Regions from separate parts of the Homo sapiens genome. Here regions 2 and 3 are each linked to region 1. Evidence: chromatin contacts called from ENCODE Hi-C or POLR2A ChIA-PET data. All regions are on one chromosome and are shown on one strand. The core of a region is the stretch at or near the end of the contact, and the rest is flanking DNA. Distances in the headings are between cores, read along the strand shown. Region 1 holds the start of LSG1 (large 60S subunit nuclear export GTPase 1). Region 2 holds the start of HES1 (hes family bHLH transcription factor 1). Region 3 holds the start of LINC02028 (long intergenic non-protein coding RNA 2028).

Region 1 (3,525 bases), core at 517-3,016:
CACACAGAAACCCTGGCAGGGAATTCAGAATGGGTGGGAGTCTGGACCCAGTTTCGCCTGATGCTAACTTGCTATGACTGACCTTTAGCCAGTCCACTTCTGTGTCTTCATTTGCACCAGGAAAGAGTGGACTACGCTTGCTACTCAAAGTGTGACCCAAGGACCAGTACTATGGGTATCACCTGGAAGCTTGTTAGAGCCACAGGCCTCACCCCAGAGCTTATGAATCAGAATCTGCATGTTAACAAGATTCCCAGGGGATTTATATGCACATTAAAGTGTGAAAAGCCCTAGGTTAAACAGATTCTTGATCCTATTTATTTCTTTTTGGCTGTTGTTTTAATTGACAACTAAAAATTGTTTATTACTTACGTTGTACCGCATAATGTTTTGATATATGTGTACATTGTGGAATGGCTAAATCAAGCTATGCTAGGTAATATATGCATTACCTCGATCCTATGATTTAAAAATACATGTTTGGCCAGGCGCAGTGGCTCATACCTGTAATCCTAGCACTTTGGGAGGCCGAGGCGGGCGATCACCTGAGGTCAGGAGTTCGAGACCAGCCTGGCCAAAATAGTCAAACCCTGTCTCTACTAAAAATACAAAAATTAGCTGGGTGCGGTGGCACGTGTCTGTAATTCCCGCTACTCGGGAGGCTAAGGCAGGAGAATCACTTGAACCCGGGAAGCAGAGGTTGCAGTGAGCCGAGATCATGCCTTTGCACTCCACCTGGGGGACAGCGAGACTCTGTCTCAAAAGATAAAAATAAATAAATAATACATGTTAACAACCCTCATTCCCCACTCTCCCCAGGGGTGTACAGGCTAGTGACAAGACTTGGGTTTATTCCTGACACTGCACGCACTCAATCTACGACTTGCTCAAGCTGCTTCCTCTCTCCAAGCATCAAAACAAAGAGATGGTTCTCTGGATCAATGAGAATGTAGTTCACCAGCCACTCTAAGCTGACTTTCTATTATTCCCATTATAGGGAAATCAAACATTCAAGTGAGGAACAAAAGCCCAGGCCTCTAGGAGTGGAGCTGGCTCACTGTTTTCACTTTCATTTTAATTATTTTTAAAAAGGGTAATGAAAATATAATTAGAACTGTTTAAACATTTTTTTTTTCTTTGAAATAAAGCGTAAGTCACTTCCTGTTGGCTTTTCCTACAACCTTGCCAAGCTCTGGAAATACTATTCAGCCTCTCATTCCAAATTCACATCCAGGCGAAGACTTTTCTCCCCAGTTCGCAGCTGGGGTCGGCTAGATAAACAAAAAGTTAGTTGCTGTGCTGGACCTCGGAGAGACCACACCTCGGGACGCCAGCAGAAAACCAGCGCTGGGAAACGCCCCCGTCCCAGCGCCACCGAAACACTCTTCCTCCGAGTCTCCGCGTCCTCCTGACGGAAGCAGCGGAAGGCGGAGCTAGTGCCGCGAATAGGAACCGCCATGTTTCCGACGTGCTCTAGTTTCTCGCCGGACGCTAAAGACCGACGCACAAATTAAGAATGGACCATTCTTTTAACTCAGTCATTTATCCAAACTCGAGACATTCGCCAGGAAATCTATCGAAAATTTCCCAGAACCATTTTTTCACTTATATTCTATAATACTGGTAAAATCGAGACGTAAAAGGAGAACTTGAGAACAAGTCATTCTGCTTTCCCCTCTCAAGTTTGAGCCTGAACTACTTGGGCTCGCTTATCGTCACTTCCGGGGATCGAACTGTGAATCCCGGAAACTGCACGCGCCGAGCCGGGAAGCTTCGTCCAGCGGTCGTGTTGCCATGGGCCGGAGGAGAGCCCCGGCCGGTGGGTCGCTGGGACGGGCCCTTATGCGCCATCAGACTCAGCGGAGCCGAAGCCATCGTCACACTGACTCCTGGGTAAGACAGACCATGTCATCTTTCTTATCTTTTCTGTCTAGCCTGAGTGCTGCAAAATTCGGGGTCAAAAGTCAGATAAGTTTTGCAGGAGGGACGCCTCAGCCGGGTTTTGAAGGATGAGTTGGAGTTTCTGCCAAGCTGAGTAGCAGGCCCTCCTCCTGGCAAGGCCCAGAACACAAAGGTAGGAGAAGCTTGAAAGAAGAGTTAGTGTGGTGATGAGGCGTGGAGTGAGAATCTGAAGAGTCTTCAATGCCAGGTCTTGAGTACGTTTGGGTTTTGCCCTAGAAGCCACTGAAGTGCTTGGAACTTCCAGAGCAGGAAAAAGACAAAACGTATTTTTGTATTGATTTGTTCAAAGAATGGATCCTCCAGAAGCGGTTGGTTACTGCCAGAAATATAAAATAATTCAGATCCTTGCCTCATCCTTGCGAAGCACCCCCTAGTGGTTTAGCTCAAAGATAAATCATTGATTTTTCAGGTGTGACAAGACCTAATATTTTACTAGGTTATAGAAGGATCTTTAAAAAAATGAATGAAGTGATTTGGCTTGTGTTCATCATTCTAGTCGTTATTTTCACCATTCATTCCCCCGGGAATGAATGAGAACATGTTGAGTGCTAAGATCGTGTGCTAAATTTAGTTAAATATGTCCCTGGAGCTAAGTAAGCGTGTGCCACTGTCACACCAGCTGACTTTCATCCATATAGTCTGCAGAGTAAACAGCATGGAGTGCTTATCAGTATTCATCAGGTCAGAGTTACTCTGGACATTAGATTACTGGTAATTTTTATTAGCTTTGAAGCAACTTGTTACTAATGAAGCCTTTTAGGAAACTGTGGGAAGATTGAACATGAATGGTAAAGAATTGGATCCTAATTCCTTATTTTTGCTGATTCTATGCCCACTTAAACTTTTGGCCCTTAATATTTATTTAGGAAATTCATTCATCATTCAGTTATTCATTTTTAGAGACAGGGTCACACTCTGTCACCCAGGCTAGAGTGCCAGTGGTGTGATCATAACTCACCAATTCACTACAGTCTCAAACTTCTGGGCACAAATAATCCCCCTGCCTCAGTCTCTTGAGTAGCTGGCATTACAGGTGCACACCATCAGGCCTGGTTGTTTGGTTTTGTTTGTTTGTTTTGGAGAGACAGGGTCTTGCTGTGTTGCCCAAGCTGATCACAAACTCCTGGCCTCAAGCAATCCTCCTGCCTTAGCCTCTTGAGGAGCTGGGGTTACAGGCACAAACCACCACGCCTGGCAATTTTTTTTTATTTGTATCTATACTAAGTATATAGCTTAGGGTGATGGTTATCAAACTCTGGGTTGTGTCTGGAAGTCAATTTAGTGGTCTGCAGCTAGCTGTTTTGTTTTGTTTTTATTTTTTCCCCAGCAAGATAGAGAAATATCAGAATGTTGCATGTAATAGGGTGTGGTTTCAGTATTCTTCTATTGCCATTTTACTGTACTGAACGGTACTTGAATGCTTGTATCATTATATGTACATACACCTTTGGGTCACTATGTAAAATGTATTTCTTATTGTGGGATTATATCAAATAAAGTTTTGACTAATTTTGACTAGCACAGTCAGACAATCTGGGTTCAAGTTCTACCTGTGCCATTTAG
Region 2 (3,389 bases), core at 544-3,043, 540 kb after region 1:
GCGGCGCGAACGGCGCGTGCTGGGGGCCGCCGGGTCCCGGTGGGGGCGGTGGCGGCGCCTGCAAGGCGGGGTGCGGCTGCCCGGGGTAGGTCATGGCATTGATCTGGGTCATGCAGTTGGCCAGGTGGCCGAGCAGCCGAGTGCGCACCTCGGTATTAACGCCCTCGCACGTGGACAGGAAGCGGGTCACCTCGTTCATGCACTCGCTGAAGCCGGCTCGGTACTTCCCCAGCACACTTGGGTCTGTGCTCAGCGCAGCTGCGGGCCAGAAAGAGACAGACGGGTCACCGAACGGCCCTGGCCCCGTGGCCACTGCCTCCGCCCTGGGAGGTCCCTGTGGCGCGCCTCCCTGACCATGCGCCCGTGAAACTGCCTCCGGCAGGGAGGGTGAGATGGGTTTAGAAAAAACCAGCCACCTCTCCACACTAGCGTTGCTGCCAAAAGCCGAGCCACTCCTTCCCGATTCCCTGTAGCTGCATTTAAACCTATCTCAGCCCCAGATCTGTCACCCCCACCCCCGCGCGCGATGTGACCTTGGACAATGCCTCCCAATCCATCATCCAAGCCTCATTTCCCCTTCTGCAACGGGAAGGAGTGCTAAACCAGTGACCCCCAGGCTCCACGCAGTTCCAAACCGCCACAGTCCTAAGTCCTTTCGCCCCTACCCGGCGCCCGCCACCCTCGCGGCTGCAACCTCTTTCCCTCCCTTTCCGGAACAGTAACAACTTGGAGTTGTGGCTATAAATAAGCCCCAGACCGTGGGAACGCAAGAGTGAGCCAAGGCAGTAAAATGTAGCTGAATGCCTCTCACAACCACGGGCGGAAGTCTGGAAGAAATCACCGCGAGGCGAGCGGGACGCCCGCACAGGGGGACGCGGCGAGCCGCCCTCACCCGTCATCTGCGCCCGCTGCAGGTTCCGGAGGTGCTTCACTGTCATTTCCAGAATGTCCGCCTTCTCCAGCTTGGAATGCCGCGAGCTCTGCATAGAGTAGGCAAGAAAGGAAAGTGAGCCCCGTGTCAGCTGCTTCAGAGTGCTGGGGGTCCCTCCTCCCGGCCACGGAGCGCAAGCATTATCTCTGGACCCCAGCGAATAAGGCCGGGCCCTCCCGCCTGGGAGAACGCAGTACCAGCGAGTGCCAGACCCCGCAGGGCGGGGGGTTTCACTCTTAGTAGCTGAGAAAGTGTTTGTTTTTTAATTAAAAGAGCGAGCAGCATTTCCCCACTTACATCTTTCTTCAGAGCATCCAAAATCAGTGTTTTCAGCTGGCTCAGACTTTCATTTATTCTTGCTCTTCGTCTTTTCTCCATAATAGGCTTTGATGACTGCAAATAAAAAAAAGAGTTCTGTGTTCCCATGGAATCTGCCATCCCGGGGTTTCAAGACAGAAAGAAGCCCCCCAACCCCTACTTAATTTTGAGGGGCTGCAAAGAGATACAGGTACCGCCCTTACCTTTCTGTGCTCAGATGCTGTCTTTGGTTTATCCGGTGTCGTGTTGACACTGGCTGGGGTAGCAGCCACCGGGGACGAGGAATTTTTCTCCATTATATCAGCTGGCATTTTCCTTTTTTTTTTTTTTTTATCTCTAGAGAATTTTATTTTTGGAGTTCTTCACGAAAAAGAATTTTTTGTTTGTGTCTCTTTTACTTGAGACTTTCACAAAACTACTGAGCAAGTGCTGAGGGTTTATTATATTTTGTGGCTACTTGGTGATCAGTAGCGCTGTTCCAGGACCAAGGAGAGAGGTAGACGGGGGATTCCGCTGTTATCAGCACCAGCTCCGGATCCTGTGTGATCCCTAGGCCCTGGCGGCCTCTATATATATCTGGGACTGCACGCGAACGGCTCGTGTGAAACTTCCCAAACTTTCTTTCCCACAGTAACTTTCAGCCAATGGGAGGAGGAGACACGCGGCACCGCTCGTGGACCGCGCCCCCCCATTGGCCGCCAGGCACAAGGTCTGGCGGCCAATGGCGCGCGCCTGAGCCCAGGGCACCGGAGGCTACAACGTCAATCAAAAGGATTTTAACCCTTTGCTACTCTCCCTCTGGGCTTTGGTTTAGAGATTTTTTTTTTCTTTCCGCTTTGGTCTTGATCTTGTCTATTTCTTTTGGAGCCAGGGTCTTTGCTCTTTATGCCCTCTCTCATATGTAACAGAGCTGCTTTGACTGTAGTAAGTTCATTTGAAACATATTTTTTTTAAAGGTATAAACAATAAAGAAAAAAACAGCAGTGGTTAAAAGGGGGCGGGGGGAGGGGGGGACGGGTGTAAGAATGTGAGTTACCGACACATCTAAAGTTCCCGCTCAGACTTTACATTCAGGAGGGTGAAAGTAGATGGTAAAGGAAAAGGGCCAAAAAAATTTTCCTGTTTCCATGCAGAAAAAGGAAAAATTGCCTTCTACCTCACAAATGCAGGTTTTTCGGAGCAAGGTAGTTCTTGAATCCCACCCCCACCCCGTCTTTCAGAAATTCCTCGTTTGGATTTGGGGCCTTAGACCCCGGGCTTCCCCAGGAAACAATCAGAATAATTTCCAACTGGGTGGAAGGAAACGGTATTTCAAATGAAAAAATGAACAAGGGGGGCTCCGAGGGCAATGACTCAGGGACTCGCGCCCTCCTTCACCACCCTTTCCCTTTTCATCCGTAGGCTTTAGGTTCTGCGGCGCGTTGAGGTGGCGGGCAAGGAAGCAGCCTCTCCCTCCTCGCCCCGCGGGCGGCCTCGGCCCCCGGCGCCCGCGGGCCCTTTAAGAGCTACACCAGCCGAGCTGCAGTTTGACATCAGCCGGCCGGCGTGGGCGCGCCTGGAGCCGGAGCACGTGCCAGGATGTTTTATTGCCGCCGCGGCTGCGGCCGGGCCGGGAGGATGTGTGTGTGCGTGCGTGTGTGAGTGAGTGTGTGTGCGCGCGCCCCGGGGGCAGGGAGGCGGGGGGCGGCGACGGGCGGCGGAGAGCGGGGGCCGGTTCCTGGTCCCCGGGAGAAGCCAAGAAGGTAAATAGCAGCTGCTGTGCTCGAGCCTGGGAAAACCCCGCCCCCTGCGCCTGGCCCGGGCTCATTGGCGCGCGCTGCGTGTGGGGGGTGTGTGTGTGTGTGTGTCCGGGGCCCCCTCCTCCGGCCCCGCCGGGCCAGGAATCCGAGGGGGCGGCGGGCTGGGAGCCGAGCCCCGGCGCTTACCCTCTCTCCCCACCCCCGCCTCCCCAGGCCAAGGTCAGCTCTTCCCGGCGGGGAGCGCACACCCGGGGTGGAGAGTGGGGAATTCTTCCAACCCCCGCCTCCCCACCCTCACTTTCGGGCTTGGGGTTTTCACTCGGCCGAAAGCCGCATTCGCAACAGCCCGGGGGCGAGGTGGGGGCCTCCAAGTTTGCTCCTCGCCCCCGCCCTCTCCCCGC
Region 3 (3,314 bases), core at 209-2,708, 600 kb after region 1:
TTTTTTAAAGCAGTTTTCAAATTGTTTTTGTTTCTGTCAAATGGTTGCCAGAATAGTCTTTGATCAAGGTTTCCACTGCTCATCAGTAAACAGAGAGTTGTGGGAAGGAGTCCCGCCAGAGATTGGCAAACGCCCTCATCACCGACTCAGAGGCAAATGGCTGATCTCTGACCACAGGTGATGCTCACTCACACCAGGCTCTGGGCTGGAGTCGAGGCATAAGCACTGCCTTGACTCCCGCCCGGCCTACCATGTCCAATGGTGGGAGGGGAGATGACGGGGATGTCCCCGCTTCCCCATTCCCCATCTCTTTGGCGGTTCCTATCTGAATCTAGAAGTGCAAAGCCACCCCTAGCAAGCTACTTCTCCTAGTCGCTTTCCTCCTTGTAAACTGGGGGTGCCAACATCCCCCCCTTACTTCAGGGGCCTTTCAAGAATGTACAGAGTGGCTGGGCGCGGTGACTCATGCCTGTAATCCCAGCACTTTGGGAGGCTGAGGTAGGCGAATCACCTGACAGGGTCAGGAGTTCTAGCCCAGCTTGGCCAACATGGCGAAACCCCGTCTCTACTAAAAATACAAAAATTAGCCGGGCGTGGTGGTGGGAGCCTGGCACGAGAATCGCTTGAACCTGGGAGGCAGAGGTTGCAGTGATCACGCCACTGCACTCCAGCCTGGGCGACAGAGAGACTCTGTCTCAAAGAAACACCACCAAAGAATGTACGGAGTGGGAGTCAGGAGCTTTGGAAAGCGTATTGGCCAGTTGTTGCATAGGTGCGTTACGTGAGCGAGCCAAGAAGGGCTCCCTACAGCATGTGTGCGCGCGTCCATTCATTTGTTCGTTCATTCGTTCATTCATTCAGTAATTCATTCATGCATTCGACATTTATTCAGCACCTGGGTGAGACACACACTGAGATTCAATAAACTGCTGATCAAAGTTGTGTCTAGACGTCCAAGGGTTAAGCCGCCGGCGCGGGCCCCTCTGCGTCCCCCTCCGCCCCCGCCGGGCGTGGGGAAGGCGGGAAGGCGGCGCGGCGGGTGCCAAAGTCGGAACCTGCTCGTCGGCAGCTCCCGGCGCTGCCTTGACTCGCAGCCAGGCCTGGCGCGGCCGCCGGCTGTGGAATGTGTGAGCGCCATGTGTCACCGCCCCAGACTGTGGGAAAACGCTGCTCCGCTCACCTCCCAGCAGCTGCCCCGCGCCCGCCCGGGCGGGAGCCGGGAAACAGGAGCCGCCTGCCGCGGAGGCCGCCCGGGGGCACTTCCGAGCGCGCGCCGCCTGCCCGGCCGCCCCCGCGCCCGCCGCGTCTCCCCGCCCACACCCCGCTGCCACCCGGCCCCGGGCGCCACCCGCGGAGCAGGCGGCGGGAGGGACAGCCCGGCACGGCCCCTTTCCTGCCCTTCACACCCCTTCTGCTTCTCAGGGGACGCTGGTCCACAGACCGAGGCCCCGTTGCGCGCGGCCGCCTTCGGAGCGCCGCCCTCCTCCCGAAACCGGCCGGGGCGAGTGGCTGCAAGAAGCTGCGGTTTGGCCCGCGGGAGAGGGGGGCTTCCCCGCTGGGGTTGTCTGACGCGAACGCCTTCCTGGCCCCAGCCAGGCGCCCTGAGGTCAGGCCCAGTGGTGAGAGAGCTCTGAACGGGAGGCCCCACGCTGCCTGCTCCCCCAAATCAGAAACAGCCTCCCCCACCGGGGCGAGGCAAGGGATCTGCACCACCCCACGCGCTCCCGCCTGCACGGTAGCCTAGAGCCTGGTGTGAGCGGGAATCACATGTGCTCACACATCACCCAGGCAAGGTCTTTGAAGCCCAGCCATGCGGGCAGACGTATTCAAGGTCACCCTGCTGGGTGGCGGCAGAGCTCCTGTTGGAATCCACGCTCAGAGGACCTTCTGCCGAGCCCCAGCCCCAAAGGCATGGCGCCCTTTCTCTGCAGCATGGTGCCCCTCGTCGAGTTCCTGCCCCATAGAGAAGTTGGGAATGGGGCAGACGGGGGTGGGGGGAAATCATGGGTCCTGGGACCCCGACAGCTTTGCCTAAACTCAGCCTCATGCTGCGAGACGTCCCAGTCCGTCACCTCAGCCTGATTTTCTGGGGGTGCCCCACCTGACAGGCCTGGTAGTGAAGCCCCCATTGTATCCAGCCCTCTACGAGCACCTGGCATTTGTGTGCCTTGTTCCGGCTTGCCACCTCCTCTGTGGAAGTCTTCCCAGATTTGCCCAATCATTGCTTCCCGGTTCTCCGGCGGCCTTTGACAAACGCCTGTTTATGACGTTTGTGGCCCCCTGTAACTCATGGCCTACCTGTCCTCTCCTCCCTTCCGGAGTTTCCTGAGGGCAGAGACTGTGTTGCCCTCCTTTTTGATTTCCACACAAATGATTATTTGAGAACTCTGCTTATGGCAGCTGCTCTGTTTGTTGGCTGAATGTTATGCAATTTACCACTGGCTAGGAATCTCACCAGATGTGTGACCTTGGGCAAGTTGCTTAATCTAAGCTTCGGTTTTCTCATCTGTAAAATGGAGATCAACTGATACTGCGTCTAAAGTGACTTGTATAGTGGCTGGCACAAAGCAGATGCTGTGTGTGTGTATGAATGATTGCTAAAATACCATAGACTGGTGGCTTAAACAATAGTCATTTATTTTCTCCTGGCTCTGGAGGCTGGGAGATCCAAGATCAAGATGATGGCGAATTAGGTTGTTAGTGAGGGTGCTCTTCCTGGCTTGCAGAAGGCTGTCTGCTCACTGTGTCGTCATGTGACCACAGAGAGAGAGCAAGTCTGTTCTTATGAAGACACCAATCCTATCAGATTAGGGCCCCACCCTTATGATCTCAGTTAACCTTAATTACTTCTATAAAGGCCAGGTCTCCAAATACAGTCACACGGGGAGCTAGGGCTTCAACCTATGGCTTTTGGGGGATACAGTTCAGTCCATAGCAGTGGGGAAAGGATGTGACTCAGTCTAGAGAGACTCAAGGAGGGAATGCTTAGATAGGAGCATGGAGGGCGTGCCTGGTGAAGGGAACAGTATGGCACAGCTTCAGAGGCAAGGGTGAGCCAGCAGCAAGGGGCTGGCTATGGCCGGTACAAAAAGCATGTGCTCGTGGGAAATAGGTAAGAGAAGCTTGGGGGTATGGCCAGAGTATGGAGGACTCTGAATGCTGGGTGTGTTCGAAGGGTTTTGAATGCTGAGTTTTTACTTGATGTGCCTGGAAGTAGTTGCTGAAGGCGGTTTGGGAGTGGAGGAATACATCCTTTAAAAAAAATTTTAAATTTATTTTAATTTTTAATTTTTGGGGGTACATAGTAGGTGGTA

Evidence for each region. A loop is a pair of places that touch in the nucleus more often than their neighbours do. ChIA-PET counts read pairs that join two places held with the same protein, here RNA polymerase II (POLR2A). Pooled maps may share reads with other maps.
Region 2: a map with no recorded cell type shows a loop between it and region 1 (22-fold over the local background). The contact joins the promoter of HES1 here to the promoter of LSG1 in region 1. A Hi-C loop is called at or near these places in 1 of 168 maps with a recorded cell type or tissue (naive thymus-derived CD4-positive, alpha-beta T cell), 5 of 37 single-sample maps with no recorded cell type and 12 of 50 pooled maps.
Region 3: a pooled map shows a loop between it and region 1 (3-fold over the local background). The contact joins the promoter of LINC02028 here to the promoter of LSG1 in region 1. A Hi-C loop is called at or near these places in 1 of 50 pooled maps. POLR2A ChIA-PET finds 5 or more read pairs at or near these places in 2 of 52 experiments (IMR-90 and activated CD4-positive, alpha-beta T cell).

Annotation. Positions count from the first base shown.
Region 1 is chr3:194,670,432-194,673,956 of GRCh38, reverse strand. LSG1 (large 60S subunit nuclear export GTPase 1) reads left to right here and starts at 1,766. Exons shown (of 14, transcript NM_018385.3): 1 at 1,766-1,893. The coding sequence starts at 1,795. It overlaps LOC124909474, which reads left to right. Exons shown (of 3, transcript XM_047449428.1): 3 at 1-293.
Region 2 is chr3:194,134,552-194,137,940 of GRCh38, reverse strand. HES1 (hes family bHLH transcription factor 1) reads right to left here and starts at 1,793. Exons shown (of 4, transcript NM_005524.4): 1 at 1,453-1,793; 2 at 1,229-1,324; 3 at 893-980; 4 at 1-258. The coding sequence starts at 1,560. RefSeq lists silencers at 1-99, 2,826-3,365 and enhancers at 1,667-1,826, 636-1,835.
Region 3 is chr3:194,069,114-194,072,427 of GRCh38, reverse strand. LINC02028 (long intergenic non-protein coding RNA 2028) reads left to right here and starts at 1,458. Exons shown (of 3, transcript NR_136179.1): 1 at 1,458-1,606. It overlaps LOC102724877, which reads right to left and starts at 2,339. Exons shown (of 6, transcript XR_002959666.2): 1 at 2,153-2,339. RefSeq lists a silencer at 1,261-1,440.